Linked DNA regions of Mus musculus: region 2 is linked to region 1. Evidence: chromatin loops called from intact Hi-C (ENCODE). Cell type or tissue: gastrocnemius. All regions are shown on one strand. Links, peaks and the distances in the headings refer to the core of each region. The heading gives the core; the rest is flanking DNA.

Region 1 (2,804 bases), core at 89-2,588:
GGTGTGGCTCAGTGGTAGAGCATGTGTGTTTAGTGTGCACAGGGCTCTGGATTCCATCCCCAACACTATGCTGAGCACACACACACACACACACACACACACACACACACACACACAATCTGTGGTGGACTAAGGGAGATTGCTTAGTGTGTAGTGTTTATTGGACAAGCATGAAGACCTGAAATCAGGTCCCCAGAACCTACATAAAAGCCAGGTGTAGTGGAATGTACCTGTGACCCCAGCACTGAATAAGGAGGAAACACAGGATCCTGGAGGCTTGCTGCTAAGAGGCAGATCTCTATGAGTTCAAGGCCAGCCTGGTCTACATGGTGAATTCCAAGGTAGCATAGAGAAACCCAGTCTCAAAAAGAAAAACAAAAATCTGCTCTGATCTCTTGGGTCTTGGAAACAGTAAGAGGAAAACACTGGGTAGGATGCAGCTCAGCTGGAAGAGGGCCTACCTAGCCCACATGAAGCCCTGGCTTCAATCCCCAGAACCACAGTAACAGAGCATGTCCGCAATCCCAGCACCATGAGAGTGGAAGCAGGAAGGAGGGACAGAAGTTCAAAGTCGTCTTTGACCACTTAGCAAACTGAGGGCTTCCCTGGAATATGTGAGACCTTGCCTCAGACAAACTAACAAACAGGCACGAGTGCCCAAGATCCCTCTGGGATGGGCCCCAGTGGTTCTTTCTGCACCGTTTGGACAGTCTATCAATTAAGGTTGGAGTCCCCTGGCCAGATGACTGGAGCAGTGGCTGGTGTCTGTTATGATATCGATACGAATGTCTCCCAAAGGCTCCTATGGGGAAATCTGATCCCAAGCTGGTAGATGCAATCACTGGGAAGTGACTGGGTCCGTGAGGGCTTCGGCTCCACCACAGAGTTTACCTGTTGATAGATTCCTAATTGACAGCTTTATGGTGTGATGGCAGAGACATCAGGAAGTAAGGCCCACTAGGAAGAAGTAGATCATTAGAGATAGGCCTTTGAGGGATGACATATATTGCCTCCTTCCCTTTCAAATATCTCTTCTCTGCTTCCTGCCCATCCTGAGGTGGGCAGCTGTTCCACCCTGCCTTTCCACCATGGCATGTTACTTCAGAGGCCTAAACACAGGGATCCAGCTGGCCCGACTGCCTGTGAAACCATGAGTCAGAGTGAATGTGCCTTTATGTCACTCCTCTCAGATATCTGTCCCAGCACCAGGAGCTAACCATCTGTCATGGCCCAAAGAAACCTAGGACAAGTCTCACTCCACACCTGTGGCTCCTCCCCGCACTTCTCACCCCGCCCCCTACCCTAAACCTCTCTCTGGGCTTCTTCTTCCCTTCTCTCAGCTTCGAATTCTCCTCCAGATGCGGCTGGCAGTTCTATCCCTCATGGCTACAATAAACCTCTTCTCAATCTTACCTTGGAGCGATCTTGTCCTTATTTTCATTCCCTGTCTAAAGCAAAAACTGTCCAATCCCGGGCAAGAACTGTCCAATCCCGGGCAAGGTTCCCTGATGCAAGTGGTAATTGGCTCCAACAGCCTACTTTGGCCTGGGACGTGTAGAGAACAGTGGAACTAACTGAATATCCAAGGCGCAGCCATGTGTTTGAGTGACAAAAGGTGCCATTCGTTTTAAGTCTCACAAATACCTGTTCACAGCTGGGCTGCTGTGGGTGCTTCCCGATTTTCTCCTTGACTTCCGACTTCTGGTGATGAGGTCTGGAATGCCTGCTGAAGGAAAGCCAGGAGAGGAGACACCTGACACGTGCCCGTGTTTGGGAGAGCCTGTACCTGGGGTTCCAACACAGGACTTCCCTCTGGAATTGGTCTAGGAGAGTGGATGGATCCAGGGTGACAGGAGAAAGACCATCCCAGTACCCAGTTAGGACAGAGAATCAGGAGGCACAGGGAGATTTGAGAGGGCTCCAAATGAGGGGCCAACAGGCTCCAGAGATTCAGAAAAGACAAACAGAACACAAATCTGCCAGCAATCTGTAAACAATTGTCCCATGGGAATGGGAGGGTGTAGTACGTTTCCTGCCCATAGTTGAACCGTGTTGAAATTGCAGAAAAGAACAAAGGCTGTTTTCCTGTTTTATGACATGTATGTATGTATGTGTGTATGTATGTATGTATGTATTTAGTGTACATGTGGTGTGTTTTGGGATGCAAACACACCGAGGTGCACATGTGGAGGTCAGAAAACAATTGGCTGAAGCTGTTTCTCCCCATGTGGGTCTTGGGAACAGAACTTGGGTCTTCAGCGTTAGTAGGACACACCTCACCTGCTCTGCCCAGAAGGGCTTTTTTTTTACCCTTACACTTCAACTTTTAGGAACCAAATATGATGGTTAATTTTGATTATCATTTTGATAGAATTTAGAATCGCCATCAAAGCTCTAGGTGCCATGAGTCACAGCCTGGCAACTGACCTGACTTCATCTTCTCCCCACATTAAGTCAAAAGACCTACCCTGAATGTGAATGGCCCCATTCTATGCCCTAGGCCCTGAACTGAATAAAAAGAAGAAAGTAGGCTAAACACCAGAGTTGTCCTCTCTGCTTCCTGACTGTGGACCCATTGCTACCAGCAACATTACTCTCCTGTTGCCATGACTACCCACCAACCCATACCCTCAAACTGAGAGTCAAACAAGCCTTCCTTCCTTAGCTGTTCCCATTGGCTGTTAGAACAATGAGGAAAGTAACTAGTACACTCCTTGTAGCTCATGGGTTAGCAGAAGGCAGGCCTTCTCCATCGCACCTTTGTCAGCTTTGTCTGACAAAGGTCTTTCCTTGTGACCCTGTTC
Region 2 (2,804 bases), core at 302-2,801, 74 kb before region 1:
CCTTGAGCTGAATTCAATCTCTGAGACCCACATCAAGGCTGAAGAAGAGAACCAGCCATTGCCCTTTGACCTCCATACATGCATATCATATATACACACTAATACCACTAATAACAACAATAATAAATTAAACGGGGGGGGGGCTAGCAAAGTGGTTCAGCGGGTAAAGGCACTTGCCACCAAGCCTAATGACCTAAATTCCATCCCCAGGATCAATACAGTGAAGGCAGACAACTGACTTCTCCCACGAGTTATCCTCTGACCCCCACATGTGTAGCATGAGACAGGAACAAGCACCCCCCCACACACAATTAATTAGCTAATTAATTAATTAATTAAAGCAGGCCCTCAGAGGAGGGTTGGAAGGCCTTTATGGGGTTATTACAAAGACTACATAGAATAATGTCTATAAATCATTTTGTCCAGATCCTCGTCATCTTTTGCCTCCCATTGCCTTTCCGACATCAGACTTGGAAATGCCTGAGTTCCGTCCCATGACACTGGAAGGAGACACTTGGGTTTTCAGTGTACCCTGCTCCATGGGGTGGCAAGGCAGTCTGGCAAGCCCAAAGAGAGGGCTGTGTACAAGGTCACCTAGACAATAAAGGTCTGCATGAAACTCCCATGTCCCCTGCTCAGTGAGGGACTTTGCCCAGATGAGCTGACTCTCCTGGTAGGAAGGCATTTGCTTCTTTGGATAAAATTCAGCTCTGCAGAATAGAAAGTTCCAGGAAATCAGGGCCAAGGTGCAGGATGTTTGGAAAGAACTTAACTCCTGCCTCGCTTCACCCATGTCCATTCACTGGCCTCAGAGGAATACAGGACAGAGCCCAGGGCACCCACCATACTCCCTGCAGCTTGTGGGATGACTGCACCCCAGAGTCACTGGATTTGAGAACTTTCCAGAGCCTGACTGTGACTGCCAGTACATGCTACACCCATATCCATGCCCATACACAGGCACACACATACATGGATACATACGTGGACAACCCAGGCGCATACATGGACACACACACATCACTTTCAGTCAGTTACACAATTTTACTCAATTCACAGGGTCTTTGTTTCTTCCAGTGAACTCAAAGGGAGCAAATACATCAATGTTCCAAAAACATGGAAATTGGGGTGATACCAGTCTCTACCCCACTTCCTTAGGACCTGTTTGCATTGAACCAAACTTTCTTTTTCTTCCTTCCTCCTTCCCTTCTTCCTCCCCGCCTTCCTTACACAGGGTCTCATGTAGCCCAGGCTAGCCTCAAGCTCCTTACGTAGCTGAGGATGTCTTTGAGCTTGTGGTCTTCCTGCTGCCACCTCCTGAGTGCTGGGATTACAGATTGCTGCTGGCTCATGTGACGCTAGGGCGGGACACAGGCCAGGATGAGTTCTTTATGCATTTGAAGCTTCTGTTGAGCCACACAGACCCAGCCGGGGCACGCACTCCTGTGACTACGAGTCTAGAGGTGGCCCTGAGCTGAGTGAGCAGGGCTTTTATAAAGGTAAAAACCACAGCCACGGTACATCCTGCTGACATAGCTGTGATAGCTGTTAGCATTCAAGACAAGATATGAACTTTGAATAAGAACAGGGCACAATTGGCATTTCTGTTTGATGGGAGAGCAGAAACCCTTGTGGTTACAGAAACAGAACAATGAAAGTTCCTATAAATACTTCACATGCCTGGGGGGCAGGCTGGCCTCAGTTTCAGCCCAAGGTCATGTCAGGATTAAACAAGGGTTATTCTCTCTTTACTGCATCCCAGCCCTTAGGTAGTGTCTGTTTCTTCTTTTAAAATGTGTGTGGATATTTTGCCTGCATGTGTGTCTGGGCACCATCTGCGTGTCTGATACCCATTGAGGCCATAAGAGGCCATCTGATCACCTGGAACTGGAGTTACGAACCATTGTGAGCTACCACGTGGATGCTGGGAATCAAACATGGCTCCTGTGCAGTAACCACTGAGCCATCCGTCTCGTCAGCCCTAGACGTTCACTTGTTAGCATACGTGCTGCCGAAGCGAGCACATGGTGTTCACTATTTAATAACAATACCCATAGGGCTCTGGGGTGTAGCTCAGCTTATTTGGCACACACCAAGTCCTGGGTTCAATCCCCAGCATCACACACACAAAGAAATGTTTTCAATTGGAGGGGAAAAATGTCTATCTTTTAAATTAGAATGTTAAATATTGGGGTCAAGAGAGTAGCTCACCTCAACAGGATAGCACTTGCCTAGCACATCCATATACTTGATTCTAACACCAAAACCAAAACACCATTTTTTTATATTAATTTTAAGGTAAGGGCTAGAGAGATGGCTCGTGGCTACAAGAGCCTACGGCTCTTCCTGTCCCTACCCAGTTCAGTTCCCAGAGCACAGCTGGGGCTCCCAGTCTATTATTCCTGCTCCAAGGGAGCCAAGACCTTCTTGTGGCCTTTGCAAGTAAGTACACGTACATGGTCGACTCGCACACAGCACACACAGACGCATAAATAAAAGTAAATCCTTTTTAAAAGTTTCGAAATTAACTAAATGTTTACCATTGTCTCAGTCAGGGTTCCTGCTGCTGCAGGGAAATGCCATGACAAAACAGCTTGAGGAGGAAAGAGTCTATATGCTTCTCTCACAGTTCCGTGTAACAGTTCACCTTCAAAAGCAGTGAGGGCAGGAGCTCAAGCAGGACAGGAACCTGGGGGGCAGGAGCTGATGCGCAGGCCACGGAGGGGTGCTGCTTACTGGCTTCAGTTCCTCGTGGCTTGCTTACATAGCCTGCTTTCTTATAAAACCCAAGACCACCAGCCCAG

The links. Hi-C counts contacts between places; a loop is a spot of excess contacts. Peaks named below come from ENCODE experiments on the same cell type or tissue, not always from the same donor. Only the 100,000 strongest peaks of a DNase experiment are listed, where the experiment ranks them.
Region 2: it touches region 1 in a loop (3-fold over the local background); 1 of 42 quality-filtered maps calls a loop at or near these places.

Annotation. Positions count from the first base shown.
Region 1 is chr9:62,386,144-62,388,947 of GRCm38, reverse strand. No RefSeq gene overlaps it. Among named protein-coding and RNA genes, the nearest start is that of Gm40522, 6.8 kb to the right of the region's middle. In gastrocnemius, for the core only: no CTCF peak of the experiment used is centred there; no DNase peak of the experiment used is centred there.
Region 2 is chr9:62,459,881-62,462,684 of GRCm38, reverse strand. All of the region lies in intron 2 of Coro2b (coronin, actin binding protein, 2B), which reads left to right. Among named protein-coding and RNA genes, the nearest start is that of Gm40523, 46 kb to the right of the region's middle. In gastrocnemius, for the core only: no CTCF peak of the experiment used is centred there; a DNase peak (open chromatin) is centred at 1,373.